Regions from separate parts of the Homo sapiens genome. Here region 1 is linked to region 2. Evidence: chromatin loops called from intact Hi-C (ENCODE). Cell type or tissue: GM12878. All regions are shown on one strand. Each heading gives the region's core, and the rest is flanking DNA. Links, peaks and the distances in the headings are about the cores only. Region 1 overlaps PPFIBP2 (PPFIB scaffold protein 2). Region 2 overlaps SYT9 (synaptotagmin 9).

The links. Hi-C counts contacts between places; a loop is a spot of excess contacts. Peaks named below come from ENCODE experiments on the same cell type or tissue, not always from the same donor. Only the 100,000 strongest peaks of a DNase experiment are listed, where the experiment ranks them.
Region 1: it touches region 2 in a loop (2.2-fold over the local background); 2 of 110 quality-filtered maps call a loop at or near these places.

The regions. Positions count from the first base shown.
Region 1 is chr11:7,552,059-7,567,958 of GRCh38, forward strand. It overlaps PPFIBP2 (PPFIB scaffold protein 2), which reads left to right. Exons shown (of 24, transcript NM_003621.5): 3 at 13,495-13,709. Among named protein-coding and RNA genes, the nearest start is that of PPFIBP2, 46 kb to the left of the region's middle. RefSeq lists an enhancer at 11,083-11,584. In GM12878, for the core only: no CTCF peak of the experiment used is centred there; DNase peaks (open chromatin) are centred at 7,533, 7,713 and 8,059; H3K27ac peaks cover 1,179 bases.
Region 2 is chr11:7,448,356-7,464,255 of GRCh38, forward strand. All of the region lies in intron 6 of SYT9 (synaptotagmin 9), which reads left to right. It overlaps SYT9-AS1 (SYT9 antisense RNA 1), which reads right to left. Exons shown (of 5, transcript NR_103855.1): 2 at 12,884-12,981; 3 at 9,441-9,604; 4 at 2,018-2,087. Among named protein-coding and RNA genes, the nearest start is that of SYT9-AS1, 9.5 kb to the right of the region's middle. RefSeq lists an enhancer at 3,209-3,720. In GM12878, for the core only: no CTCF peak of the experiment used is centred there; no DNase peak of the experiment used is centred there.

The DNA.
Region 1 (15,900 bases), core at 3,796-11,795, 100 kb after region 2:
TCTGGAACAGGTATGAGAGTTTTGTAGAGAGAAGGCATTCTTTGCAAATTGGTTCTTTGCAGATTGGTAGGGAGGAATACCTGTAGCCAGACTACTTGTTTGAAAACCTAGCTCTACAACAAGTTACTTACATGGTCTGTGCCTCAGTTTCCTCATATTAGAAATGAGAATAGTAATACCCATCTTAGAGAGTTGCCTGTGTTGACATGCGTAAGGTGCTTAGAACAGTGCCTGGCACATAGTAAGCACTATAAAATGTTAGCTCTTGATAGATTAATGAGGGACTAAAAATAATCTTCATCATGTTGAATCTTTTCTGGGGACGGGGTAGTATTCTATTTATTAAAGCTCTTATTTCTCCCATCTGAGTTTTGTGGTTTTCATTGTATAAGGCTTGTGCATCCATTGCTGGATTTGCCCAGGGTCTGCAGATTTAATACGTGGTCTTCTGATTGCTCTCTGCATCTGTTCTTGCTCCCTTATAGACTGTTTCCCACAGAGCTGTAGAGTAAACCTGAAAATGTAAATTAAGTCATATCACTCCTCTCTCCAAAACTCCTCAATGGCTTCCCATCTCAGGATAAAGTTTAAAGCCCTTACCACGGCCAGCAAGGTCTTAGCATGGCTTGGCTTTCGTGGCCCTTTATGCATCCCTTTTACGTTCCCAGGGTGTATCTCACTTTAACCATGAGCTTGCCCCCCCCTCTCCTGGAATGCCCTCCTCCAGATCTAGGCTTATGCTGAAATGTTACCGTACCGGAAGGCCTTCCCTGACTGTGTCTATCATGCATTCCCACATAACTCTGTTCTTGTATCTTGTTTATACTTCTTTATAGCACTTATCACCTGACCTATCACATTCATATTTGCCTCTTTGTTTATTGTCTGCCTCCTGCACCAGCATGTAAGTTTCTTAAGGACAGAGGCTCTGCCACTGTATCTCCAGTGCCATAATTGGTGGTTTTAGGCATTTTAGTTAATAAGCATTTAATACATGCTAGATGTTTTTTTTTCATTTGCTTTTGTGACTAGGATCTCCTTTTCATTGGTTAGGAGGTATACATATAGGTTTCTGTATACATCTTCTATCTGGCTGCATACTGAACTTCATTTATTTTCTCTATTTTCACCCTTGTTTCACTGATTCTTTTGGAATAACAAATTATTATTATTTTTTTTGAAGACTAGTAGTTTGTATGTCCCATGAACCATCCCTGAAGTAGTAACTGGCTCACACAGATATTTGACAGGAGCTATTTGACAGATTATTCAACACTGAGGTTACTAGTGAGTATCTGGAGGGCATGTTTTCTATGCTATTCTTGATAAAAAGAATGATCATTCTTTTGAATGCCTTGTTCAGGTTACTTTTTCTCAAGATTGCTGAGGACACTTTTCCTCATTTTTATGATGGCATTAGGATGGCTGAACCAAATTGGGCCAAAGAGGTTAAGAATTTTTGTGGTTATTAACATGGACTACAGAGTTGGACTGTAGGGGTTTGAATCCCAGCTCAGCCATTTAGTGCTGGCTGTGGGATCTTTGGACAAATTGCTTAATTCTTCTGAGCCTCAATTTACTTATCGATAAAATAGCAGTAATAATAGTACCTGTCTCATATTATTGTGAGGGTTGAATTAATGCAGATAAGGCACCTAGAAAGTGCTTAATTGATGTAAGTTATTTGTTTTATTGATATTAGTATTAAATTATTTTTACCCCCCAAGATCATAGTGCTGAGATTTGATTCCAGGGCCATCTGAGTCTCTTCCAGGCTCCTTTTATTCCTGGGCTGGTTTTTATGTTGATGCATGGGGCTGTCTGTAGGAGAAAAGAATTAACTGAGGGAAGGATACTTTTCTGCTCTTGCTCACAATCCCTAAGCCAGAGTGGTTTTGTTCTTGTCTCTCTTACGTTATTTCTTCTAAGCAAGGGTTCCTTTGCTTAAGGGTGGCACAGCTAAAGAAGTTTGAAAACTGGCACCACACCACAGATCTTGCAGAAATGACATTTTTGTGTGAACATTTAAATCTTCCTCTCTTTATTTATGTTCTCTTATTAATTTTAGATTGCATGATGTCAAGTAGTGCCACCACCACTGCCAAAACACAACTGCTTTTCCATCAAAGTACTCAAGTACCCAAAGAATGTATTTTCTCACAGTTACCACGTATTTCAACGGAAAAAACCTTTATGGGCTTCCTGGACCTCCCAAATAGTAACCACTTACACAGAAACAACACAGATTCCTACTAAAATGGATGTACTGTATTCAGTGATCACTAGTAATCATATACTATGTAACAAGGAATTGCCTCTTACTAATTACAGTAGGCTGGGTTACTGTTTACTTTCCAAAACTCCTTCTAAAAAGAGTGCACTTTGGGCATGTGATATCAATGTTTATGTAATTAAGCTTTTAGTGCAAAAAAAAGTCTGTCTCCTCCTGCATCAACTAAAACAGTGCAAACAGTGCGGGATGATTATCACTCCTGTAAACAATCAGACCAGGAGTACTCTGAGAGGACATCCTAATGCGCAAGTGGTAAATATGCCCCTCCAGAGCCACGGTGCGATGGCCTTTGTCTCAGGTGGTCAATGTTGGGAGGTGTGAGAGAGAGAAATTGGTTCTTGTAAATGCAAAAAGAAATGCCTTGTAAGCAGGACTATTAAATGAAACTCCTTGTAAAGTTGAATTCTTGAAATCTGAATGGCTGAATCCCAGGTGACTAGACTAGACTAGACTAGACTAGACTAGATTGGGTCTATACTAGATTGGGACCTCAGTATTTTATATCAGAAAGTTGGGAAAGGGTGGCTGTTAAAGACTCTAGGATCTTTGTCAATAATGACTTGGTTCTAATATGAAAGACCATTATTATAGTTTCCAGTAGGATGTTAACCTTTGATCTAGTCTTCCTCCTGATTAGTCCCTGTGATTCTGCTTGCAAATTCACTGTAATTGAATTACACTGTTGACAATTGAAATTGAACTCTATATTGCTTAATTACCTCCCTCTGGATGGCCTAGAGCAACTGCCACAGACACTAATTTTGCATGGAGCTTAATTTGTGAACTGACAGGTTCAGTGGCTACTTTGTCAGGCCACTTCTGGCAGGGGACCAGAGAGCCACGTGGTCAGGACACAGAAGGCCACTTACTCCTCTTGGCTCTGCATGAGGTTACTCATGCAGTTATGTACAAGCAGTACTCACTGAGGAGGAATAGTTAAGAGGAGTCTGTTTTATGACAGTTAAAGAAGTTGCCCTGTCAGCTGGGGCCTTTCTGCCAACTCTGATTAGCGTCTGGGTTTGTAAAAAGAAAACAACAAAAGATTGTGCAGGGGCAGAGAAAGTTCTGATCAAGACCGAGATTGTTCACGTTGGCTTGTGAATGAAGTCAGCTGTGGTGCTGAGGACTGTTGAGTCCATACTCTGAACAGTCCTTGACTGATCTTGTCCCCGGCTTCTCTGAGGTGCAGCAGCATATAGCATTCATCAGTATCGGACTCGCTGTTTCCCATTGCAGGTTGTGAGAGCCCTGCTAGGACTTTGTTCAGAAGAGTTGGAGTGGGGGTCTTAGGAGTGTCTAAGGGGCAGAGCTATCAAAGACTGCCCTTTGTATGAAGAGGTCAAAACAGCTACTGGGGCACCCGCTGTTTGACAGCCCTCATTCCATTTTTCCCTCACTGGTAGACCCCATCTCCCAGTCCTTTATGGAACTGTGCCTCGTTTTCCATTCTCTGAAAGAGTTTGGATAAGGCTGGAACTATGTGTTCCTTAAATATTTACTATAGTTGTAGGTATAGGAACTGAGCTGCAAAACTGTGTGGGCCTCGTGTATTCTTGTTTGAAGATTTTTTTCTTTTAATGGTGTGGACAGGTTTTAATTTTTTAATTGAGTCTTGGCAAGTTAAGTTTTTCTAGAAATGTGTCCATTTTACTGAGGCTTTCCATTTTGTTATCATCAAGTTGGCCATTATATTTTATCTAAAGTACTTTGTTAGATTAGAATTATTCTTTAATGTTTGATAGAATTAACATATAAAAGCATTTGGCCTGGTGTGTTCTGTGTGGAAAAAAATTTAAACTACGATTAAATTTCTTTATAAGACGGCCAGGTGCAGTGGCTAACGCTTGTAATCCCAGCACTTTGGGAGGCCGAGGCGGGCGAATCACGAGGTCAGGAGATTGAGACCATCCTGGCTAACACAGTGAAACCCCGTCTCTACTAAAAGTACAAAAAATTAGCCGGGTGTGGTGGCGGGCACTTGTAGTCCCAGCTACTCGGGAGGCTGAGGCAGGAGAATGGCATGAACCCAGGAGGTGGAGCTTGCAATGATCGTGCCACTGCACTCCAGCCTGGGTGACAGAGCCAGACTCTGTCTCAAAAAATAAAATAAATAATACTTGACTCTTAGAATGCTTTAATTCTCATCACTGCCCCATCTTCCACATTATTTTCGTTCAGTATTCTAGTATCTTTGTATTCTCCAAATTATTGTTTTTTCAGTTGATAGCATTTTGTTTAACAGTTTTAACAACCTCTCCAGTCATAGTTGATTCTTTCATCCTGCTTTTTTTGCATGATAGTTTTCTTCCTTAAAATTTGATAGTCTGTCAGTAATAGATTGTATTAGTCGTCATTTGAAAAATGTCCTTAAATGTTCATAATCTTGAATGATAGTTTATCTTGTACAGGCTTGTAGGTTGGTCACTATCCATAGGTATTATTTTGTGGTCACAGGGATTTATTGCTAATGAGAAGTCTGGCAATCTGTATCTGTCTTCTGTCTCTGGTTGTTTTTAAACTTCTTATTTATCTTTGGTGTTCTTCAGTTTCACTGTGTTGTTTCTTGGGTGGATTTGTTTTGATGTATCATTCTTGGGACTCAGTGAGTGTCTTTAAGCTGAGAGGACTCAAGTTTTCCATTCTGAAAAATTCATAGCCATTTTCTTTGTTGTCTCTGCTTCATCCTCTGTATTCTTCTGGAATTCCTGAAGAATTGTGTTGGACCTTGTCCTCCTTTTTTAATTCCATGCTTCCTAACTCCTCTTTTATATTTTTCACTTGTGTCTCTGTTTGCAGCATTCTTCAAATCTATCTTCCTCTCCAATAATTCTCTCATCTGCTATTTAACCTGTTCACTTAATTAATTTGCTTGGCTGCATTCTTTATTTTGGTTTGTATTTTTTTTTTCAGATTTTCCTATTTTTTAAAATCATGCTTTCCTTTTCTTTAAGGTTTTTATTTCTTCCTTTTCTCCTTTAATTATGTAAAACATATGACATATGCCCAAATATTCCCAAATAGACAAAATATTTACTCATATTAGTGTATTGATTTAGTTACGTGTTTAAGCACTAAGTAAAAGGCTTTCAATAATTCAAAATAATATGTTAATTTATGAACTTCTTGTCTCATTGGCACTTTTTTTTTTTTTTTTTTTTGAGACAGAGTCTTGCTCTGTTGCCCAGGCTGGAGTACAGTGGCATAATCTTGGCTCACTGAAACCTCCATCTCCTGGGTTCAAGCAATTCTCAGCCTCCTGAGTAATTGGGATTACAGGTGCCCACCACCATTCCCATCACTGGCACATCTGATGAAATAATTTTATTCAAGCTTTTTATATTTATCTTTGTTTCTATCATTTTGAGCGCTCTTTTTGAATAATCCTAGCATTCTAGAGCAGTTGTAGAGCATTTGGGGATGCAGATTCATATTTGTAGGTCTGGGATGGGATCCGAGACTGTATTTCTAATGAACTCTCAGGTTTTGCTATTGCTACTCCTGTGGACCCCTCTTTTAAGTGGCAAGGTTTTAGAACATGCCATCCTTACTTGGAATTTGTTTTAAATACAACACTTTAAAAATTCACATATGATGCTGTCATCAGCTATTTCATCTCATGCCAAAGAACTCCATTTACGTGGTAAAAGGTTAGACTTTAAAAGTTTATCTTGTCTATATGTCTTAATTGTACAAAATATATATTTTGCATGAATGAAGATAGGCTAAGTTATATTGCAGTGAGAAACTACTCAAATGTCAGTAGTTTGAAACACAAAGGTTTATTTCTTGTACACATTGCAAGTTCCCTGAGATCTGCCAAGAGCTCTGGTCCTTGTCATCTTCACTTGAACACAGACTGATTGAGTCTCCACTATTGCCAGAAGTCAGGGCAGGTGGAAGAGATATGAGGAATTGTGTACTGGCTCTTAGACTTTCTCCCACAGTGATACACATGGTTTCTGTTTATTGGCCAAAGGAAGTTATGTGACCATGAGTGACTTCAAGGGACAGAACTGTGAGCCTACTATGAATGCAAGTAGAGGAGAACAAAATATCTGAACAACCCCAGTCACTACCACAGACATCCCTATGTGCTTTCGAAAGCGATCATTAAAAGGCTTTCAGCTGGCTGCGGTGGCTCACGCCTATATCCCAGCACTTTGGGAGGCTGAGGCAGGCAGATCACGAGGTCAGGAGTTCGAGACCAGCCTGGGCAATATGGCAAAACCCCGTCTCTACTAAAAAAATACAAAAATTAGCCAGGCGTGGTGGCGCGTGCCTGTACTCCCACCTACTCGGGAGGCTGAGGCAGGAGAATTGCTGGAACCTGGGAGGCGGAGGTTGCAGTGAGCTGAGATCACGCCACTGCACTCCAGCCTGGGTAACAGAGCAACTCTGTCTCAAAAAAAAAAAAAGAAAGAAAAAAAGGCTTTCAATGAAATCCTATAACACTTGCATTGTATGTGGTCTTATCCTCAAAAATAATTATTAAATCTTCATTAAATTTTGGTTTTGCTCCTTAAAATAAAAATTCTCAGGTGACCTCTATAACCATCAAAGCTAGACTTCATTGAGGTGATCTGCTAGTGCCATGGTTTCAGCTTAAGCATCATTTTAGTATCACCTGGGAAACTTTTTATTACCCCAGGTCACACCTCAGACCAATTAAATTAGAATCCCTGGAGGAGGGCCCAGGCATCTGGAGTTTGTAAAACCGCTCAGGTGACTTCAATGTGCATTGAAAGTTGAAAATATTTGTGCTACTCTAAATACTGCTTTGTTGCTCAAAATGAAATAAATAGAATTCCCCAAAGAGAAACTTTAGGCTTGACTGTAAGTTGAATTACCCTTTTCTGAGAAATCTGGGGGGCAAATCTTGCCTTATATTTAGGCATATCCAGCATTAGTGGTTTATGGTGTCTTCTAAATTTTCCTGTTAATTCCAGGTTTTAGGGCACACATTTTTTTTATTTGTTTTCTATTTTGATTTGTTTCCCACTGTGGTTGTAATTTTTTTACAGGAGGTAATTGTGGGAAATGTGTGTGGAGTGTGGAAATGAGCCTCCTGGGAGATTTTGCAATTGCTAATGCTGGGCTTTAGGTGTTGCACTATTCTGGACCATTTTGTGTGCATGTGTGTTGATTTCTGGTTTGGGATTTCGGTAGTCAGTGCATAGTAGAAATTTGGCACTATACCAGTGGTATGCAGAGGCCTGTAGGCTTGATGTCTCACTGGGGGGTGAGGGAGGGTGTATATGTGTGGTATTATAAACACCTAGGGGGTTACTTAGCATACTGCAAGCTTCCCTGCCGTTGGGTGAATTTTCTCAGATCCATTTATGAAATAGGCAATACTTTGGGGTACTTTCTTTCTATAGGGGTCTCACTTTCAACTTACTGCTTTCACTGGAGGCATTAAAACCTCAAGCCCCAATCTCGGTTCCTCCCTATATCTGGGTATTTTGCCCCTGGGCTACTCTAGAGTCAGCTTGAATTAATTTCACTGTTGAGTTCACTCTTTGTTTCTGGTACCCAAGGTTTTTACTGTCTTTCAAGCTTGGCTCCATGTTAAAAAATAAAATAAAATAAGAGTGTTATCTTTTTCAGCTTTTCTGTTTGTTCATTGTGGGTAAGGGGGACTCCTGGCAGTTGAGTATGTCCTGTTTCCAGAAGGTTCCCCCTTAAGCAGCACATGGCTAGCTTACCAAGAGGCCTGCTCTGAGATTTTCTGAAATGATTGTTCTGTGAAAATACTACCAGGTTTTTCCCCCTTTCACTAATGCAATTATAGAGCGAGGGAAAGCTAATCAACAGCACAAGGAAGAAACCTGTCTGGGTTTACTCACTTAATTTCCTGCCCAAATAAAGGCCTGAATTCTTCCATATTGTCTAGCATCCTGTGGGGACTTTGAAAGAACAAGAGAACCTAGAGTCCCTGTGCAAACTAAATGTCAAACTTGAATCTCTCACTTAGAGTCAACAAATTTAAAGTTTAAAACAAATTGTTATAAAAGTAATGAAAATTAATATTGTCAACATTTGGGTATTTCTCTGTATATATATATACCATATACATATAATTGTTTTACTGAATAAGGCAAGTATTTCCCCATGTTACTGAGTCTTTAGATAATTGTTTTTTATACAGCTATATGAATCATATTCTTTCTTTCAGAAGTTATTTAAACATTCACCAATTTGGGGGGATTTTTCCCCTACTTTTTGAAAATTAAGATGCTGCTGAGATTATTCTTATATATTAATCTTTGACTACGTGTCTGGTTATATTTCCTTAGCTTAACTTTCTAGAATTGGACTTGCTAGGTCAAAAGGCATGAATATTTTTCCTGTATCTTGCCAAATTGCTTTTCAGAAAGATTAGGCCAGTCTTTGTGTCTATTAACAGTGTATGAGGGTACCCTTATGAACAGCATATGAGCTTGCCAACATTAATTATCATTGCATTTGCATTTTCAACAATTTACGTAGGTGAAAATTGAATATCATTTTTAAATGTTCTATTTACCAATGCAAAAACATTTTCTTTCCATATTTTTAAATTTTACTTCTGTTTTTTAATTCCAGAACTGCCCATATAAGAACCTTGTGCCTATTTTGTGTGTGAGAAGTGGCTTGGGGACTTTTTCTTATTGATAGATAAGGTCTCTTTTTGTATGAAGGCTATACTGAGCTTTTGTTGTAATTGATACGAGTAGGTTTGTTTGTTTGTTTTGAGACAGAGTTTTGTTCTTGTTGCCCAGGCTGGAGTGCAATGGCACAATCTCAGCTCACTGCAACCTCTGCCTCCCAGGTTCAAGCGATTTTTCTGCCTCAGCCTTAAGTAGCTGGGGTTACAGGGGCCTGCCACCATGCTTGGCTAATTTTTGTATTTTTAGTAGAGAAGGGGTTTTGCCATGTTGGCCAGGCCGGTCTCGAACTCCTGACCTCGGGTGGTCTGCCTGCCTCGGCCTCCCAAAGTACTAGGATTACAGGCGTGAGCCACCATGCCTGGCCTACAAGTAGGTTTTTCAGGCTATAATTTGTCTTTTAATTTTGTTTTTAATATTCCAGAAGTTAATTTTATGTAGTCAGGTTTATTGTTCTTTTATGTCTTGCTCAATTGCTCTTGTGCCTATAAAATCTTCCTCTCACTCAGTTTTGACCTATCTTCTCTTTGTATTTCTAGTTCAGTTTTTTAAGTGTGTAATCTTTGTCTGTCTAAATTTTATTTTTGTGTATGGTGTATAATAAAGATCTTATTTTTTTCTGTGAGGGTAATTCTAGCCACATATTTTAGCAGTGTATGGCAAGTGCCTCTTGATTGTACTTCTCAGAATATTCTCAGCTATTTTTATTGGTTAGTTATTTTACTGTGTAACATAAATTACCCCAAACATAACATCATACAATAATAAACATTTATCATCTGTTTCTATCTGCCAGGAATTCAGGAGCGGTTTAGTTGGGTGGTTCTGGCTTAGGTCTCTTAAAGAGTTATAGTTAAGATATTAGCTGGGGCTACAGTCATCTGAAGGCTTTTCTGGGGCTGGAGCAGCAGTCCCTAACCTTTTTGGCACCAGGGAACAGTTTTGTCGAAGACAGTTTTTCCATGGACCTGGGGAGTCGGGGGAAAGTTTCAGGATGAAACTGTTCTACCTCAGATCACCAGGCATTTGTTAGATTCTGATAAGGAGTGAGCAACCTAGATCCCTCGCATGCACAGTTCACAATAGGGTTCACACACCTATGAGAATCTAACGCCACCAGTGATCTGACAGGAGGCGGAGCTCAGGCGTAATGCTCATTGGCCCACTGCTCACCTCCTGCTGTGCAGCCCAGTTCCTAACAGGCCATGGACTGGTACCAGTCTGTGGCTAGGGCTGGGAACACCTGGGCTGGAGGATCCCTTCCACAGTGGCTCACTCATATGGCCATTGGTAGAAGGGCTTAGTTCCTTGATGTCTGCTGACAGGTAGCCATATTTCCTCACTATATGGACTTTTCCATAGGGATGATTGAGTGTCCTTATAACATGGCAGCAGCCTTCCCCCAGAGTGAGTGGCCTGATACAATAAAGCAGAAGGAGTCACAGTGCTCTTTATAACCTAGCCTTGGAAGTGACATTCCTGTCATATCCTATCATTTCTGTCATATTCTACTGGTGACACAGAGCAACCGTGATATAATATCCACAAATTACGAATATTAAGAGGAATGGGTCACTGACGGCTTCTTGGAGGCTGGTTATCAAACTCTTCCTCTGAGAGGAAATTTAGAATTGTATCTCCCTTTGTATAGATGTTTATTCAATATCATTTTGTCATTTACATCCCAAAGCCCCATGGTGGCATCTGGAAGTTTCTTCTTCCCTTAGTTTTCTGCCCTGTAACCTTATCTGATTCTTAAATTTAAAGTCAAGTGGCGTTTGTCATCTGAGGCTTTTCTGTCACTGTCATTACAACTAGCTCAGGGACAAAATATTTATCTTTTCACTTCCCTCATCTAGTATTTATTGACTATTGGTTTTGTTAAAGTAATAAAAGAAATATAAGTTTCAAAGAAATAGAAATTAAAGTTTTATATATATATATATATATATATATATATATATATATATATATATATACACGCACACACACATATGCCTGTAAAACTTGGCACAGATATACATGTACTCACATACATGTACACACGCATACTCTGAATAGTAGGAAAGAATCCCAAAGCTTTAGGGCAGAGAGGGTCACAGAGAAAGGAAGAGACTTTTCCAAGGCCACACAGTGATATAAAGTTAATGAAAACCCAGATCTTCCATCCACCTTTTAGCCTGACTCACTCTTCCCACATTTATGAAATACTTAAACTGGATGGCTACGTGTTTAAAATTCATGTGTACAGAATGGAGAGGGATTACTTAGCAATGGTTTGGAGATTGGAGGTCTTGCTCTGCTTCTGTCCGTTTTCTTCCCTGAAGTTTGGCTGTGGCTGTTCTAAGTCCACTCTTAATTGGATTTGTAGGAGCCAGAAAGTGCTGAGCACACATCACAGTGGTGGGTAATTGGGCAGTTTCCTGGCTCCCCAGAGCCTCTGACTTGTTTGTGGATGGTGATCCATGATTCCCTGTATCATGCATTTTCAGAAAGCAAACTGGCAATCAAATGGTAATTGTTTCCATCTGTGTGGATTTCTGCCTGGCAAGGAGGAGGTTGGCTCTGAGAAGAGTAAAGGGACCTGGAATTGGATGTCAGGCCTGCAGCATACCATGGATGCGGTGGCCCCAAGCTCACATTTTCCAGTAGAGTCCTAATTTCAAATCTTTCATCTGGTTGGCCTTATAAATAATGCAAATGCCCTAGAAATTCCACCACCTAAACCATATTTTCTAAAGTGTTTCTTACTGCTGAAAGGAGCACAGACTTCCTTTGTTAGACTGTTGCCCCAGTTTTGATTTGAAAAATGTATCACTGAACTTACGGAAAGGAGACTTTTGCTGCTGCTGCTGTTGTTAAATAGGTGTAAGAATGGTGGAACAGGCCAGGCGCAGTGGCTCACGCCTGTAATCCCAGCACTTTGGTAGGCCAATTTGGGTGGATCATGAGGTCAGGAGATTGAGACCATCCTGGCTAACACAGTGAAACCCCATCTCTACTAAAAAATACAAAAAATTAGCCAGGCGTGGTGGCGGGCACCTGCAGTCCCAGCTACTCGGGAGGCTGAGGCAGGAGAATGGCATGAACCTGGGAGGCGGAGCTTGCAGTGAGCCGAGATTGCACCACTGCACTCCAGCCTGGGTGACAGAGCAAGACTCCGTCTCAAAAAAAAAAAAAGAATAGTGGAACAGTTGAATTTGGGGCATATCAAATTAGAAAGAGCTGACCCAATATACCAGATCTCTGAGGACATTGAAGCACTCTCTCTCTAGATACTCATTCAGGTATATGTGCGGGCATTTTGTCAGATTCCTTTTCAGTGTCTACTGGGTAGAGTGCATGATGCTGGGAACTCAGTTAAATGTAATATGGACTCTCTCTCAGACTCCACAGCCCACAATAAGGAGATGAGGTATGGATATACATAATAATAATGCAAATTTAAGAGCATATAGAGATATATAGGGGATATAAAGATCTTCTAACTGGGAAGATCCAGAAAGATTCCAGTTCACTAAACCCTCACCAAAATGAATACAGTAATTGTCATCTAGTGCTGTGGGATAAGCCAACCCAAACATAGTGGCTTAAAACTACCATCGTTTCTTTGTAATTTCATGATTTGAGTAGCACTCTGCAGGTGTGTCTCCTCCCTGTTCCACTTGGTGTCAGTCGGGGTGGCTCATGGGGGCTTGGAAGATCCCAGATGGCTTCATTCACATGTCTGTCACCACAGCTGGGAGGGCCAAGAAAGGTGGGGCTGTCTTTCTAGCCAGGTAACTGGGCTTTGTTACATGGCAGTTTAGGGTCAAAGAGAGAAAGAGTGGAACCTGTTAGACCTCTTAAGGCCCAGGCCCAGAGCTGGTACAGAGTCACTTCCACTGCTTTCTGTTGATCAGAGAAAGTCACCAGGCCAGCCCAGAGTCAAGATCCATCCCTTTATCAGAGGAGTGGAATGCACACACAGGAATGGAAGAATCTCTGGTGGCCAACTGTGTAATCTATGACTTTAATATAAAGAAAAAAATTCTAAAAGCTGAAGAATGAGATCTTACTGTCTAAACGTAGTTTATGGTCCCTAGTGAGGACTGGCTGTGCTTTCCCAGTTGTCTAAGTGTGTGAGCTTCATACATCAGTCCCAAAGGGTACAGTCATCCACCTCTGTATGCCTATTTTTACACTGTCCAGCCCGAGATTAGATAAAGATGATTTCTGGAAAGTTTACATTGTGAGTGATTCAGCTGGGGTCCAGGTGGCCTTCCAGGTTTCTTTATTTAAAGATGGGGTCTCACTCTGTTGCCCAGGCTGGAGAGTAGTGACTATTCGCAAGCCAGATATTGTGCACTACAGCCTGGAACTCCTAGACTCAAGTGATCCTCCCGCTTCAGCCTCCCAAGTAGCTGAGACTACAGGCGTGCACCGCCATGCCCAGCTCACCCCCAGCTTCTTATCTGTCCCTTTCACCGTTTCTTCACCACCTTTGCTCTTTACTAGTACCTTGCTCAGGGTGTCCACCCTTCTTACTGAGTTTTCACCTCTCTCTCATTGCAGGCACTAAAACAGGTGCAGATCTTAGTGATGGTACTTGTGAGCCTGGACTGGCTTCCCCGGCCTCCTACATGAACCCCTTCCCGGTGCTCCATCTCATCGAGGACTTGAGGCTGGCCTTGGAGATGCTGGAGCTTCCTCAGGAGAGAGCAGCCCTCCTGAGCCAGATCCCTGGCCCAACAGCTGCCTACATAAAGGAATGGTTTGAAGAGAGCTTGGTGAGTAGTCCCGTGGCCTGATTGGGAACCACTGGGGAATGTAATGGTGCAGCCCATGGAGTGCCACTGCTGACTGGGGCTGTTGAGTCATCTGTATACCTTCCAGCCTTTTCTTCCATCCCACTTTGGCCAACGCTGCAGGGTGGCCCTTCTTATCAAGGAGTATAGAGCCCAGTCAAGCGACTTAAGCTATGCCCTCTGCCCTTCCATGGTCCACAGTTGGCCTCTCCTGAGGAAATCCAGGGCCAGAGAAGGGCAAACATTTAAGATTTCACACACACACACACACACCCTCGAATTACATGTACTGCTTATTGAGTTCTAATCCCTGGCTGGTGTCTCTACCCTCGGCTAGATCCCACTACCCCTTGTTTCTTACCACAAACAAAAGACTGGTTACCTCATTGATTTAAAAAAAAGCTTGACAAATTTCTTAGGAGGCAATGTTTTCTTATTTTTGCATTTCTTTGGTAAAAAGGCTAAACTTTTGAAAATTAGTTTATTCGTATTCCTCTGTATGGTCTCTAAACTTTTGATTCTATATCCTGTATCTGGACAAAGAATGCATTTCCCATATACATATTCACATGCAGCATTTTATTTTTGAGACAGGGTCTTGCTCTGTCACCCAGGCTGGAGTGCAGTGTGGCTTGATCATGGCTCACTGCAGCCTCGACCTCCCAGGCTCAAGGGAATTCTCCCAACTCTTGCTCCCAGAAGTGTACCACCTCTGCAGAAGTGCGAGCCACACCTGGCTAATTAAAAAAAAAATTTTGTGTGTGTGGAGATGGGGTTTCCCTATGTTGTCCAGGTTGGTCTTGAAATCTTGGCTCAAACAATCCACCCACCTCGGCCTCCCAAAAGTGCTAGGATTATAAGCGTGAGCCACTGCACCTGGCCAGTATTTCACTAATATACCTAAATTATAAAAATACCACAAAACAGAATTTTAAAGTTTTTTATTTGTACAAATTGTGGGGTACATGTGAAATTTCCTTACATGTATATAACACATAGTGATCAAGTCAGTCAGGGTATTTAGGGTATCCACTGTTCACCAAAATAGAGTTTTAAAGGATAGGTTAAAAAATAGTTCCCATATTTTTCCCTGTACACCCAGAAATCACCTTGAGCCTCTTGGATGCACCTCTCCCACTCTAGTCTATTCGTAGTCTATGCTGTTGTTTTCTATTAGGATTTTAGTGTTTTTCTTATCTATTTGAATGACCTTTTATTAGCCGTTTGCTTTATTTGTAGCATATATTTTCCTCACTCTGTTTTTAAATAACGTTTAGGTGCTTTCTGAGACACAGAATTTTAAACAACTGTACTTGACTCTATCAGTCTTTCCTATTTTGGTTTCTTGTTTTCCTTTTGGCCCTAGCAACGCCTTTCCCAACCTCAGAACAGATAACTGTTCACCTGTATCTTCCTCTAGTAAGTTTATGGTTTGATTTTTATTTTATGGTTAACTCCAATCCATCAACAATATTTTTTAGCATTTGGTATAAACAATGAATCTAACTTTTAAAACAGTTTTTGGAAATTTATTAAAAATATTTTTGATCCAAAGGCAGTTGACATTGTTGTTGGTTTTTTCAAGATGCATTGGTAGAAAACAGCTTGCATTCAGATTTGCAGTTTTGTCTTGGGGTTATTTACAATGGTTTAGGGAATGCCTTCCTTTGAAGAGATTTCCCTAAAAGTGATTGCATTCATAAATCTTCTAGAGTAATTATGGCCATCACTAACCTATGCATGGCGAAGCAAGTACTTTTAGGGGGTCAGAAGTTCATATAAACATTCCAAGTTGTAAGGGCTGCATGTTAAGGTTTTTATTCTGGACAGAGATAGCCTGTCTGTGTTTTAGATCTTGCAGACCTAAAGTCATTTTATGATCAGCACATCCACATTCCACACAAGGTCTTAATCTGTATGGGAATAGAATTCAGACTGGTGAGCAAACTCATCAAGTGCTTTAGATTGACACTTTTAGTTAGAAGTTGTTGCTGCTCAAATTTTGGTCTGTGGCTCAGCAGCTTTCTTATCCCCTCGTAGCTTGTGAAAAATGCAGACTATGGGCTCCCATCTCACACTTGCTGAACCATCTCCAGGTGACTCGTAAGCACATTAAAGTTTAAGAAGCGCTGCGTTCAACCCTGGAGACTCAGTTGAATTATTTTTTTAAAGT
Region 2 (15,900 bases), core at 4,290-12,289:
CATTGCCTTTGATGGCGCCTGCTAAAAGCAGTGTGGACACAGACACCTCATGCACATCTTCTCCGTTCAGGGCTCCAAATCCCTGCTGCGGCTCGCCTCAAGGCGGAACGGGGTAGCAGCACACACCTCCTGTTCCAAGGAAGACAGCATCTGCTGTGAGTGTGCCGCTTTAGCAAGATGACTGTGCTTTATTGATTGCAATTTCATGCTGCGATTATGCACGTCAATCTACGCTGAAAATGGCAACTGTGCCCCCTGCATCTCCGATGTTGTGTGGTGTGTGGTTCTGTTTTCCAGACATACTGAAATAGTTTGAAAAAGTGGCAAAACCTGCTCTACAGAGCAAAAAGAATTATCTTAAAATAACTCACTTTTCATAGGCCTTCAAACGTCATTCTTTAGCAGGGCCCAATGAGTGAGGGGCAGGGTCTCTACAGCTTCCCCAGAGACCTGAACCCCTCTTTTCAGTCGTGGCTTCACGGTGGATGGGTCATCACTAAGGATGAGAAGGCTGCCAGGCCCAGTTGACTGGGGTGGGGCAGATTCAGGGCTTGAGGTGGAAAGGAAAACTGGGAGCAGCAGGGGCTTAGTCTTCACAGAATGAAGGAGGGTGGCCAAGGGTGTTGCTGATGGAACCAGGGAGGAGAAGCCAAGACTCAGAGGGTTATAAGAAAGTGGAGGAGCAAAGGCATCAAGGAGCAAAAGAGGTCAGGCATGGTGGCTCACACCTGTAATCCCAGCGCTTTGGGAGGCCAAGGTGGGCGGATCACTTGAAATCAGGAGTTTGAGACCAGCCTAGACAACATGGCAAAACCCTGTCTCTACTAAAAATACAAAAATTAACCGGGCATGGTGGTGGATGCCTATAATCCCAGCTACTCAGGAGGCTGAGGCACGAGAATTGCTTGAACCCAGGAGGCAACAGTTGCAGTGAGCCAGCCTGGGCAACAGAGTGAGACTCCACCTCAAAAAAAAAAAAAAAAAAAAAAAAAAAATGGAGCAAAAGCGACAACCTTGCCAGGCCACCCTGAGGTGCATAGATGCATGGAATGTGAGGGACTAAGTGGCCTCTTGAGAGTGCTACAAAGAAAGTGTTGTGACTTCAAAAGAGAACCAGGATTCAGTTGAAGTGAGAAAGTGGATAGAAAGTTTACATGAAGGATTAAGGATGTAGGGGAGGTAGGTGTGGAGCACCAGAGGAAGGCTGGAGACAGTGGAAGTGGGGGCTGGTTTGGAGAAGGGGAAGTACAGGGCAGGATATGATGACAGTAGGGACAAGAAAAGCAACTGGACTGGGGGTGTGGAAAGCACAGCCTGCCAGGTTTGATCTCAAGGGGCAAAGTCTGCTTCACCCACAGGAAGCAAGGTGACCAGGCTATCCTAGAAAATAAAGCCACAGCCATCCTCAGACCAGCTGTTCTCCTAGAGTTGTTTGAGAGAGGGCCTGAACTGTCTCTCCTCATGTACCCATTTATTCGTCCATTCCCCAGTGTTTGTGAGCATTGGGTCTGGTGGGCCCCTGCTCTTCCCACCACCTTAAACCCTCTCCTGCCTGCCCAACTACCACCCCCTCCCCTGTGCCCAGCTAACTTCTCAACTCCTGTCTGCCTTCTCCCCGATGCCAGTCATTGCCCGCCTCCCAAGCAGGCATGCTTTGCCTGTAATATGATCCCTCCGATGAATAATAATCCAATGTTACATTTTCTACTCTATCCAGACCACTGTGCTCAGTGCTGTACAGGCATCCCCAGTTTAACTCTCACCCTGTGAAGTAAACAGTTTTGTCTCCCCAGATAAAAGAAGCTGAGGCTTAACTAATTTATCCAACATCATGAGGCAAATAACTGGCCGAGCTATCAGATTAAGGTAGATGGTATTATTTCTTCATGGTTATATGCCCCAGCACACTCTTGTCAGGGTCTTGACTCCAATGACTTAGGACTCGGGCCTGGGATTTGCTTCAATCAATAGAATATGAAAGGATGACAACATGCCAGTTCCACATGTTTCTACTCACCCCCTTGAACTTTTAGCATCTGTCATGGGAATAACATGCGCTGGAAGACGGGGGCTTCTTCAGCTCGGTCCTGGAACAAGAAGACGCAGAAGTAGATTTCTACCTGTCTGGCAGAGCTGCAGCCAACCACAAACTCATCAGCAAGAAATTAGTGTGTATTGTTGTAAGCAACTAAGATTTGGAGTTGTTATTGTAAGAAAAGCTGACAAAATACAGATTTAAACTCACAGTGTTCCTCCATCTCTGCCTGTTGGACATAGCTACCAAGCTTATTTGGGTCCAAATGCGGACTTACTTCTCTCCACCTGTTAGGAAAGGCTTTCTCTCTTCATTATTTTATCATCAAGATGAATCTCACAACCTACTGGAATTCCAGTTTAACTTTTCTTTTCCTTCTCTTGCCCTCTCCCTGGAAAAAGTTTTACACATGCCGACACATGTCAGCAAACCTCTCAACCTCACATCTGTGCTGGTCAAGCGGCTTTGAAGACACAGCTATACCAGTCAGAGCACAATCAGTTTCTGACATGGTCAGTGTCGGGATCACACAGTAATGCTGGTTTTAAAAGACTTTTCTTTCTCAGCTGTTATTATTCAGCTCACTTAACAATTAAAACTAGAACAATGCCTTAGAATTTTTAAGAAAATTCTTTTGTTTCCATCCTGCTGGCACCGATTCATCATCCTTTATGACTTCACATTCCCAAATGATTTGTGATGTAGGTTTTTTGCTAATGTACTTTCAGTTGTTTTGCTTCTGATGTTTCCTCCCCACCTAATCAAATGCTTCAAAATAACCATAATTTCTAAACCCAGTAGGACATAGGACATGCACTGAATAATATGCACTAAAATTTATTAACAGAAAGCCCTTTGTTTTTAAAACTCTGAAAGCTAATGGAATACTCTTTTTTACTTTAGAAGGCATGCTGTGTTCTGTGTGGTTTTCCCACAGATGTGTTTTTAAATGTTGCATTCTGTTAAGACTAAATGTTGTATTTGCAAAGATTTTACTCCCCCAAAGCAGAACATAATTTCCCTCGCTATCTTAGCTTGAAAAGGCCTGAAGTGAAAATGTATGACTTTGCTTATGCAGCTTTTCTTCTCCTCTTCAGATAAAAGAACCACATTTTCCTTTGAGGACTCACCCCTCTTCCCCCTCTAACCATGTGGTTTGGGTAGAGGCATCCACATCCTCAGCTCCAGGAATGTCTTTGCATCTCCCCAGGCTTAAGCCCAATCATCACATTCAGGGATTGGTTCGGGGTGAGTGTGTGACCCAATTTAGGCCCAGGAATTTTGTTGGAACTATCCGGAAAAGTCACATCTTTCCACTGGACTTGAAGCTGTGAGGATGCAAATGTGGGGTTGTTGGCTGCTATCTCACCATCAAAATAATAGAGTGCACTCCGGGATGGAGTGAAACAAAAGAAAGCATACTTGAGAAGTAGAGAAGGTGATAATGAGTCCTGATGACACTGTCTGAACCTCTGGATCCAGCTGTGCCTGAAACTGTTCCTTGCAAGGGACTAGCATGTACCTCATGACCGACAACAACAAATCTGACATTGCTGCTGGTTGGATTCCAACTCTAGAGAAAGAGATAGCTAGAAAATTAGTCTGCACACACAAAAGCAGAGAAAAAATACACAAAATACCCAGTGGTTAATTTTAAAATGTGAATGAGCAATCAAGGGTCACTAAGTAAGACAGAACTGACAGCATTAATAGAGGTTTATATTTAAAACACACACACACACACACACACACACACACTGAGGAAAAACAAACAATGATAAGAAATCAAATTCAAGTGTAAAATAAATCAAAAGTATAGTAATCTTAAGTAATTAACATGTAGAAAATCTACTCACAAGCACTTCTGCTTGTTGCCACATTGGCCTCAAGTATTAGATAAGAATGTCCTGGCTCCCAGAGGCCTTCTCACTCCTGATTCTGTTCCCTGCAGTTCTCCTCACTCAGAAAAGCTGCTCTCTGACTCTGTCCACTGCTTCTTTCCCACAGAGGTGTAGGTACGTAAGTTGGGGCCATTTCAAAGGCAATCTTCTCTCATCCTCTTGTGCAATGTCTTGAGAGGCTGCTCTGAAGAAGTTCTAATTTTTGACAAAGTTTTGCTTCTATACGGTCAAAATGATCTCACTGGGGTTTCCACATGTTGCTCCTGGTCTGTCCATTAGGACAGCTCTGAACGTCCCCTTCCCTTCCAGAGTGCTTTTGTTTTTATTTTTGCCTTACCCATACTCCTTTCAGAGAGACTGGTCCTTAGAGCAGAACATAAATTCCATACAAGATAGCAATGGAGCCAGTTGCCCAGAGAGCTTTGAACGGGACAGTTATCACACCCTGAGTCAAGTAGAATGCTTTGGGCTTCTAGGAACAGAAAACCTAACCCAAACTCCTTTTTATGAGGTGAGGTTTTGCTCTTGTTGCGTAGGCTGGAGTGCAATGATGCGATCTCGGCTCACCACAACCTCCGCCTCCTGGGTTCAAATGATTCTCCTGCCTCAGCCTCCCGAGTAGCTGGGATTACAGTCATGCACCACCACGCCCAGCTAATTTTGTATTTTTAGTAGAGACGGGGTTTCTTCATGTTGGTCAGGCTGCTCCCGAACTCCCGACCTGAGATGATCCCCCTGCCTCGGCCTCCCAAAGTGCTGGGATTACAGGTGTGAGCCACCGCGCCCGGCCCTGAAACTCCTTTAAAGAATAAAATGAGGCCGGGCACCGTGGCTCATGCCTGTAATCCCAGCACTTTGGGTGCCTAAGGCGGATGGATTGCTTGAGCTCAGGAGTTCTAGACCAGCCTGGGAGACATACTGAGACCTCCGTCTTTACAAATATAACAAAAATTAGCCAGGCATGGTGGCGTGCCCACTATGGGGAGGAGTGGGTACTGTCAGTACAAGCTGGGAAGATACTCCAAAGTGTTTCTGTAACCCCTAGGAGCCAGCCATTGGCTTATCTATCATCAGTTCCCATGACCATCTTCAGTTGTCCTGGTCTCTAGCATGCACACATTCATTCAGCCAGTGTTTACTGAGCCCCGCCATATGCCACATGCTATTCCCAACACTGGGAATAAGGTGTTGAGCAAGGCAGTGAGTGGGGACCCCTGTGCCGTGGAGGTTGCATTCTGGTGGAGGGAGACAGGCAAATTGCATACAGTTGAACAGAAAATAGGTCATCACAAGCTGGACGATGCAAATACAAAGGCAAGATGTGACAGCAGTGATGGGGCACTCCTTTGTGCTGGGTGGCTGGGGAAGGCCCTGAGAAAATGACACTTTCCCTGACTGACCAGAAGCAGACAGCCAAGCAGAGGCCTGAGAAGTGCATTTCCATCACAGAGCAGATGGCCAGCATGCATCTCTGGAGCAAGGACCAGCGTGGCCTGTCCAGAAGTAGAGAGGAGGCAGGTGTGGCCAGGACCATGAGCAACGAGAGGTAGAGTTGTAGGAGAGGAGGCCGAAAGGGAGTCAGGCCAGGGCGCAGAGGGCATGGCCCCTAAGTTCAGATCTCAGTCGCCCTCCTCAGGAGCACCAGGGAAGAGGCCTTAAGCCCAGTCTCCTTCAGCAGGCACCCTCTGTGGTCTCCTCTTGTTTGACAGGCCAGAGGCTCCCAGCTGGCCAAGAGGGCTCAGCTTCCCCACAGGGCAGGATACCAATCCCTAAGTCCAGGTGAGTCGCCCCTTTTCTGACATTGCTGCTCCCCAGTCACTTTTCTTTCCTTTCCTTGCTACCTACCTGATTTCCAGCCCTTGATGAGAGTCCAAGCCTCCAGCTCCCAGAATCACCCTTCATTTTAATACTCAAATACCCTGAGTCCCCACCCTTTCTCTCTAGCCCTTAGTTGATGTCTTCCTCCCATTTGTCTCTGCAGTGGCCTGAGGAATGGTCTTTTTTGCATCTCATGATTCCAGATGATGCTTACCATTTCCGCTCTCTGCTGCACTCCAGGCTTCTCTACAGCCATCTTTAGAGGCCTTCAGCTGCTTCTCCCAGCCACCATCTTCTCCCTGCCCTATCCCCACATCCTATCCCAAGCACGGACACAGTCCCTTTCCCCATTCCCCCAAAGCATGCAAATGCCAGACTATAGCATTTAATGAAGATTTCCTAAGGGCTGGGGATAACACGAGTGAAGACAATGCGAGTAACTGAAATTAAAAATTCTATAGCCAGGGAAAGAAACATCCATCTAATATCATAATTGTCTCTGCCAATAGGAAACTGCCTACGGGGAACACATTTTACATTGTTATGCAGAATAACACAGCCTCTCATTCTGAGATTGGACCTGGGCATTACCTTTAATAACCTAAGGCCCCTGATACCTCCCCAAAGAGCTGTTTCCCCAGCACCCCAACACACTGTCTTGCAGGTGGTTTCTTCACTAGGGTGCCAGGATGAGGAGATGTGTGAAGCTAAAGTCAGCTCAAAGTCAGCTTTCTCTCCACTCACCAAGTGGTGAGTTTGCCTGGAGGAGGCTTCTGTTTCTAAGTCACACAAAGGCCCAATGCTAACAGCATGGCTGAGAGATACATGCCGTGGCCTACTATCAGCCACAGTGTATAGAGGACAGCAGATACACAGATGAGAGAAAACGAATTCAGCTAATAGGTTTTATTTGTTTTGACATTGTGAGTATCTTTGAGATGAAAAGCTAATAGTTGGAATAGTGCCAAAAATCTTAATATTATTAATAACATATCAATAAAAGCCTCTAAACCTTTAAGGATAAAAGAAAGTTTCTTATCTTGTATCCTCTTTTCAAACACATTTAAGGGCCTTTGTTTCTGTCTCTTTCACTGAGAAAAAAAAAGCAAGCTGCAAGACAATACATTTTCTAAAATTAGCACACATTTAATTGACTTTTCAAAATGAAGTTCTATTCAACCTATTAGATGTGTATATTCCATACAACATTCCAATGTTTAAGCTATTTTTTTTTTTTTTTTTGAGACAGATTCTTGCTCTGTCATCCAGGCTGGACTGCAGTGGCGCCATCTCGGCTCACTGCAGCCTCTGCCTCCTGGGCTCAAGCGATTCTCCTACCTCAGCCTCCCAAGTAGCTGGGACTACAGGCACCCGCCACCACGCCTGGTTAATTTTTGTATTTTTTTTTTTTGTAGAGATGGGGTTTTACCATGTTGCCCAGGCTGGTCCTGTACTCCTGGATCCAAGTGATCCACCCACCTCGGCCTCCCAAAGTTCTGGGATTTAGACATGAGCCATTGTCCCTGGCTCATTTAAGCTAATTCTGAGACTTTTTCCCAAATACAGAAAAACACATCTGTAAATCACCATTGGAGAAAGAAAGGAGAACGTGAAGGTCCTGGGAAAGGGGTGAAGGCCCCTGCTTGAGGACTTCATGGGGTTGGTACTTAGTCCCTCATGGTATCACAATAGGCTATGCATTCTACAGCTGCTCTTTGTGACCTGTGTAAATTCTGGGCAAAAATGGCCTTTCCCTGGGTCATGTCTGCTAAAGCAAGTATCACCATCCAGTCAGATGGGGCTGATCCCAGCAGGTGCCCAAGAAGGAAGTCACCCACTGTCTAAAAGTCCTACATAATCCTCAGGGTTCATTTTAGGTGCCACCTCCTCCATGAAGTTTCTAGTGAGCAATGCCCCATTTGGAATGAAGTACTCCCTTAATAGTTTGATTGTATTTAGATTGTATTTGATTATACATTTACCACTTACCACCTCTCATTTTTATTTTGTAGTTAGTTGGATACATCTGTCTTCTCTCCTGATGTGAACTCTTTAGGTCTGGGGCATAGGGTCTGTCAGTACCCACTAAATTGACTATTTTTAGTTGATTTGGACTTACTGCAGACCTTTTACTAAACATGGCAATTGAGCTTTTGCTCTCTGATCATGGAGAAGTTTCCAGTATGCAATAGTCAGGAGGCAGGAGGGGGCTGGTCAGTGTGTAAGTACTCAAGGGAGGATTAAAACAAGGTACAGTCTGCACACAGCTCCTCACAGTGGGTGGAGGCACCCAGAGGAGAGAGGCAAGCTGCCTGCACATGCAGCAGGCTGGTTACACCTCCCTCCAGTGTCTTCCCCATGTCAGGCAAATGAGAGCTAGAGGACCTTGGGATCTTGCTCTTTAGCCAGAAAATGGCCACCCTCCATAAGTGGTAATGGTGATATCCTGAAATCAAGTTCACAGGTGAACAGATCTAATGTCCATTTTATTGTTCACTAAAGTTTAGGGTCAGTTGAGAGTGGGTGATAAATATATGACTCTTCATTCATTATCTCTTTGGTATTTATATTTTTGACTTATTTTTTCAGAACTCCATTGGTCCCTATTCAGGAAATGCTAAATTTAAACAGCCCCGTCCTGTTTTGGGACCAGCCACCTAGAGTTCTCAAGTGCTAAAGGCAACGACCTCCTTCCCATCCTCACTCACCAGTAATTCCACAGGGCCAGGCTCAGTGAGATCTGTCAAGGCAAGAGGGGTGCTTCAGCTGATCCCATACTATCACTCAATTCTGGTTTTCTGACTCTCTTATTTGTTTTCAATCCAACCTCTACACTCCTTCAAGTACTAAAGTACAAATCTGAGCATGTAACTCTCCCACTTAAAAATCCTTCAATAACTGCCCTTCATTCTGAACAAGATCAAGATCGAGTTCCCTACCTTGGCATTCAAGGTCCTCTGCGACCCTGCCTCCATCTCCTCCTTATACTTTATGTTGGGGCCACACCTAATGGCTGGTGGTTCACACAGTGCTTTCTATTCACCCCCATGCCCTTGCTTCTGCTTTAACTTTTTCTTGTGCTGTCCTTTCAACCCCTCTTTTCCTGCCTAGATCCAGCCTGTCTTTTTAGCATCTAATCAGTTGTCAGCTTCTTCAGGAAGCATTCTGAAGATCCTGTGGTATGAGCTAAATGCTTCTCGTCTGTGCTATCCTCTCCTAGCACCCTGTGCCTGCCCCTGACATAGCATTTGGTGCCACTTGATATTATCTGTGTGTGTGTCATCCCCAGCACCTCCCACTGCTCCTTGAGAATGGGCCTAAGTGTTATTCATCATTGTATAACAAGCACCTGGCAAAATGCCTGGCACAAAGTCAGCATTGAATAAGTTCTTGTTGGACAGAATTTCAATTTCTTCTATCTTACAACTTGTAAAATGATTTTTACAAGTTTTACTTACTGATTTCTTAGATAAATTCTCCATGTCAATTTTTCTTCAAATCTACAGGCATAGTGGTTCTATTAATGCACCAAAGCAACTGAGAGCTAGCTCTGAATGCCAAAGAGCCAGGCAACACCCATGAGAATGAAGACAGTGGCAGTGAAGGTCCCAGTCATCATCTCAGATGGATTTGCAGTGTCATGAGGGCTCAAACAGTTCTCATAAAGGTCTTTATAAGAGACTTACCTTAGTTTAAAAGGCAGGTTGGGAAACCCATGACCATTTCCTCCAGAAAGCACAGAATTCCTGCAAGCCTGGGGTCACTATTTTGGCTGCCATGCTGTCAGCTTATCCCAGCAATCTTTCAAGGTGCTTCACTGTATGGCATCATTTGCTGTATTGTAAGAATTCTGTTCAAGTAAGAATCAATCAAGCTTCCTTTGAAACAATCACTTTGCATAAGGAAATGGGAGTTTCAAGGATGTATTTATTTGTTCAACAAATATTGATTGAATACCTACTATAGGTGCTGAAGATACATTTTTAGGGACAAAATAGTCAAAAATCTTTGCTCTAGTGAAACTTGACTAGTGGGAGACACAGATGTATTATGTTATAGTGAAGGTAAATGCTATGAAGAATAAAATAGGGCCGGGTGCGGTGGCGCACACCTGTAATCCCAGCGCTTTGGGAGGCTGTGATGGGCGGATCACCTGAGGTCAGGAGTTCGAGACTAGACTGACCAACATGGCAAAACCCCTTCTCTACTAAAAGTACAAAAATTAGCCGGGCATGGTGGCGGTCGCCTGTAATCCCAGCCACTCAAAAGGCTGAGGCAGGAGAGTCACTTGAACCTGGGAGGCAGAGGTTGCAGTGAGCCGAGATCATGCTACTGCACTCCAGCCTGGGCAACAAGAGTGAGACTCCATCTCAAAAAAATTAATTAATTAATTTAATTTAATAGAGCAAGCAATGGGGATCAGAAGTGTGACATAGATTGTTTACTTTTTACAGGGGGTTAATTTTAATGGAGGTAATTGTAGGGCTCACAAACAATTGCAATATTTGAGCAAACACTTGAAGGAGGTGAGGGAGCAAGCCCTGTGGCCATGCAGAAATACACGCTAAGGGAACGGCCAATACAAAGGCCTTAAGGAGGTTCACACGAGGATAGTGAGGAGAGTAATGTGGGGGATGCAGGAGAGAAAAAAGAGAGAGAAGTAGGGGATGAGATCAGAAAGGTAACAGCGGGCAGAGCTCAGGTAACTGGAACCCAGTAGAGCTTCAAAAGTACTTTGGCTCATTCGCCAACATGGCAATTTTTAAGAGAGATGTGACATGATCCAAAGTTATCACTGATCTCTCTGCTGCTGTGTTGAGAATAGACTAGATAATGACAAGGTTGGACGTGAGAATACCCATTAGGAGTCTACTGCTATAATCTAGATGGCAATAACAGAGGCTTGGACAGTGTAGAAGCAAGGAACATGGTGAGAAATGGTTACATTCTGGGTATATTTTGAAGGGAGACCCAATAGGGTTTTCTGTAGGGTATGAGAGAGAAAAGTAAAGGATGATTCCAAGGTTGACCGTGGAAAGATAGAGCTGCCATTAAGTGAGCTCAGGAAGACTGCAGGTAGAGCACCTATGTGGGATGATCAGGAGTTAGACCTAATAGGTTTGAAGCAACTATTGGATATCCATAGGAAAACATAAAATAGCAGTTAGATGCAGGAATCTAGAGTTCCAGAGAAAGATCAGGCTGTAAAAATGGATGAGATGTAAATGGTAAAGAGAAGAGGTCCCAGGACTAAGAACTGGGACATTCTATTTAAAGGTAAAGAAAAGAAGAGAAACCGATAGACTGAGAAGGAGCAAGTCATTGAAGTAGTAAGAAAACCAAGAGGGTTTGGTATCCTAGAAGGCAAGAAAGAAATTGTTTCCAGGAAGAGGGAATGCCCAGATGTGACAAATAAGATGTAAATAAAATGAAGATTAAGAACTGACATTGGGTTTACCAATGTGCTGGATATTGGTGGGGTACTGGTTTGAATAGTGTCCTCCCAAAATTTACATCTACCTAGAACCTCAGAATGTCACCTTATTTGGAAATAAGGTCTTTGCAGGCATGTTAAGATGAGCTTATGCTGGATCAGGGTAGGCACCAAATCCCATGACTAGTGTCCTTATAGGAAAGCCATATAAAGACCTAGAGGGACATACAGGAGACTGCCATGTGACAATGGAGGCAGGAATTGGAGTGATGCAGCTATAAGCGAAGGATTGCTGGCAACCACTAAGAGCTAGGAAGAGGCAGGGAAGACTTCTCCCCAAGAGCTTTCAGAGAAAGCATGGGCCCACTGGTACCTTGACTTCAGACTTCTAGCCTCTAGAACTGTGAGACAATAAAGTTCTGTTATTTTCAGCCATCCAGTTTGTGATACGTCATTATGGCAACCCTAAGAAACTAACACACTTGACGAAGCAGTCACTAACTTGTCTGTACCTTGATTTTCTCATCTGTAGAACAGGAATAAAAGTACCTGCCTCAGAGGATTGTGGTAAGGATTAATAATATATCTAATATTCTTATAATAGTACATACCAAATTCTACATAATGTTAACTGTTATAATGATTATAGATCTAATAATTCTGTTTTGAAATAAAAACACTTTTTTCACTTGTTCTTTGCTAAATTCTCATTAGCTTATTAATTTGACAGATTAAATTTTCCTAAACTTTTAAACACCAATTTTACGTTTAATCAAATTCTCTTAAATATTTTTAAATGAGAAAAAAGATATAAATCTAGTGAGTAAAATTCTCCTAAATTTTTAAGCATTGTTTAAGCAATTGATTAACTACATTTCTGTGAATATTTCAAGCTAAAATCACAAATTTAAAATGTGATTATATTAAACACTCCAAACATCTAATGCAGGTGTTAAACAAAATTGTTCTCAATCATGTAACTCTTATAATGCTAACAAATAAAATCTTATACATTTAGGTGAAATGATGTTAAGCATTTCAATATCTTAAAAATAAGCTTTATAAATGTAGTATAATAGATTTTCCTAAGCATTTAAATGGTGACTATAAATTTAACTAGTTAAGTTATTCTAAATATGTCCATTAAAATCATGAATCTTATAATTTTCTAGTGTATCAGATTGTTAAGCATTTAGCTTAAAAACAAAAATTGGGATAACAACATGTGTATTGCACTTGAATAAATAAAGTTTACACAAAAGCATCATTTATAATTCTTATTTGTTAACCCTTTCTGTGTCACAGTTACTCTTCTAATTACTAGGAACACAATGATCAGTTTAGGAGCTCTTTCTAGGAATTGAAATTACAGAGATGACCAGAGATTTGAGTCCCAAATTGCAGAGGTAGAATAACCGTGCACAGACATGGGATGGGGCATTGGTTGCCTCACAGGGGAATTTTACCAGAGCTATGAATTAATAAGGCAAGTTTCTTCTTCTGGTTGGCTTCTGCTTGCTGTACTGTCAGTGGGAGACAATCCTAGGCTTTTTAATGGAATTTTATTTTATAACCCAGTGCATCACATATATCCTAGGAATCTTTCCAATTTCACCCTTATCGAATTTTTGTTATAACTTTTATCATTCCTATTCCGTGATTTGGGTAGATGGAATTATGGACACACACACTCACACATAGTAGTCACAGAGCTTCCTGCTGAGACGTCCTTTTATTCTGTGTTCCTTCTCTTCATCCTTGATTCTATAGTCTTCTTTTGACCACACTGAGCCCTTCAAGAATAGAATGTGCATTATTTATCTTTGTGTTTTGTTTGTTTGTTTTTTGAGAGGGAGTCTGGCTCTGTCACCCAGGCTGGAGGGCAGTGGCATGATCTCGGCTCACAGCAACCTCCACCTCCCAGGTTCAAGTGATTCTCCTGCCTCAGCCTCCCAAGTAGCTGGGACTACAGGCACCCACCACTACACCCAGCTAATTTTTGTATTTTTAGTAGAGACGAGGTTTCACCATGTTGACCAGGCTGGTCTCGAACTCCTAACCTCAGGTGATCCATCCGCCTTGGCCTTCCAAAGTGCTGGGATTACAGGCGTGAGCCACAGCGCTGAGCATAACTTTGTTTTCTTAGGGCTCAGCACAAATGCCCGGTGCTCAATAAATGTTTGTTGAATGATGAATACATGTAATGAATATTAATTTGAAGTAACAGACTCCAAACATCCTCCACTTTACTTCATCAGGTAGAGTAATTTTGGCCCTATAGTAATTTCCTATCTTGCCACCTCATCGAAAAATATGACAGTCCTTGTCTTACCTTCTGAATGGTGCCTTCACTGTAGCCTTTGCTTCTTGATTGTTTCTAATGAGCCCCTCTCAGTAAATAACAATCTACATGTCACACATGCCACGCACCATTTGCCACCTTTCCCCTCAAGGTCTACTTGACGGTGAATCTTAACACACTCTCCTGTGAAGTCTGGACTGTTCAGAATTCATTTCTGGACTAAGAATCCTTTCTAGAAAGGTGCTGTAGTGGAGTTACCATTCAAAGCACAATAATTTACCATTCTGGGCATAGCACTTAAGAGCATACATTTTAATCCATAAAAGCATGGTGGCAGATTCTGGCTCTGCCATTTACTACCTTTATTATTTGGCCTTTTTCAGACTCAGTTACCTCACTGTGAAACTGTAATTGTAATATCTATCACAGAGGGTTAAGGTGAGGCATGAATGAGATAAGGTATGCAAAGCTCTTAGGATAGAGCTAGTGCTTAAGCACTCAATAAATAGTAGTTGTTGCCCAAATGGACCCTTTCATTTTTCCATGCTACTGGCCCAATCTCCTGAAAGGCAGTATAGTCACATTCATACTGCTTTATTTCTTTAACATACTTGTTCTTAAAGCCGAGAGAGGAAGTAAAAAAAAAATAGAATGTCCTCTTTACAGAAAGAAGCTAATCAGATTGTAAACTGGCAGCGCGTGATAATTTTTCATATATTTGTAAAGCTGTGCTAAGCAACAGTCAACAAAATCAGATTCTAAACCAGCAGAGCATGATGAATCTTCATATATTTGCAAAGCTGTGGTAAGCAATAAATAGTCAACAAAATCCTGAGATTTTTGTGCTTTTTAAATAAAATTTTAAATGTAAATTTAACAATATTAAGTACATAATAAGATTAAATCATGTAATAAGAATCACTTCCATTTTTGACAAGCTTCTTAGTTCAGAGCCCTTAGGTACTTCCTGTAATAAAGTCCCATTTTCAGATTCACAGAGAGATATTATCTAATGTTTCACTCTGTCTTTTCATGTTCTTAATTTGGGGTCTGTTTCAATGGCCTGTCTCATATCAGCTGTCATTTTTGTGATCGAAATGTCACTTCACATTACAGTTTTCATTAGGACAGTTCTCATCTTTGGTTTCAATTCAATTTAATTCAAATTAGATCCTTATGTCTCAGGACAATTGAATTCACTTACAATCTTCTCTGTTCAGATAGGATTGTAACCACTACTTCCTGTTGATACTACTGGAGTTGTTGGTACCTTCTAAACCCCTGGTACTGCCTGGGAGCCCACCAGGTCTCATAACAAGGACACTGCTGCTTCTGCCCATGGAAATGGGGCTGGCACCAGCACTGGAACCAGCCAAGCTAGCATTATGCTCAACAGTTATTAAACCACCGTTACTGTCTCCGGTGTTGATGACTGAGTCTCTACCACCTTCCTCTCAACAAAATCCCACTGGGTCAATGCTTTTCTGAATTATGGAAAAATCTTTCTTTTCTCACATTTTGTTTTATACAATTTTTGGCTGAAAAACAGCTCACTAGGTTATAGGAGTTTGGAAAGGTGTAATTTGCTTATTTTGTTTGATTTGGTTGAGATTTTCTAGTCTTCCCCCAACAGAAGCCAGACAAAAGGGGGCTGAACAACAACAGCAAAATTTACTCATGTCTTCTCCTGAGACAACTTTTTCAGAACTGACTTGTATGCTTGACTTTCCCTAGAATAAGTTTGTTTTCAAGAGGCTTTTCTTGCAATATTGCTGGTAGCAATGACCCTATCACGACACCAGATGTATTGAAACTCCTTAATCCTGTCATCTTGTGGGCTTGGTCCCAGCTCACAAGCATTCTAGGACCTTAGTGGCGCTGTCCAGAAGAGGAAAAGATTCAGAGCCCAGAAAACTCACCCAAGTGAAGGGCTGCACCTTAAGAAGGGGGAGACCAGTAGGCTGCACCGCCGTATTTCCAGAGGCTGACCTTGATTCTGGCTAATTACACACACAAGGAAATTCACCAAATGAGCAAAACCCAGCTATGGAGTTCAGGTGGGAGCTGTGCTATGACTTGGCCATTGGCAACAATGCCAATGCTAGTGGTATCCCTGGGTATGGGGACTGGTAAAAAAAATTGGCTAAGGTTGCAGCCTAGCCCTCTAAGCAGGCTTTAGACAGGCCATAAGAAATCAGGTACAGAGGTGGTCCCTAAGGCTGGGTACTTTGGGAGAGCTAAACCCAAAGCATTCTGAAGGAACTGCTTAAATGAAGAGGTAAAATTAGGTCATAATAGGGAAAAATGAGGTTGTGCACAGAACTGTGGGGGCAAACAAGATACATATGCATGTCACTAGCTGGGGGAATCCAGAGAAATGGGATAAGCAGCTAGGAAACCATAAGTGGGA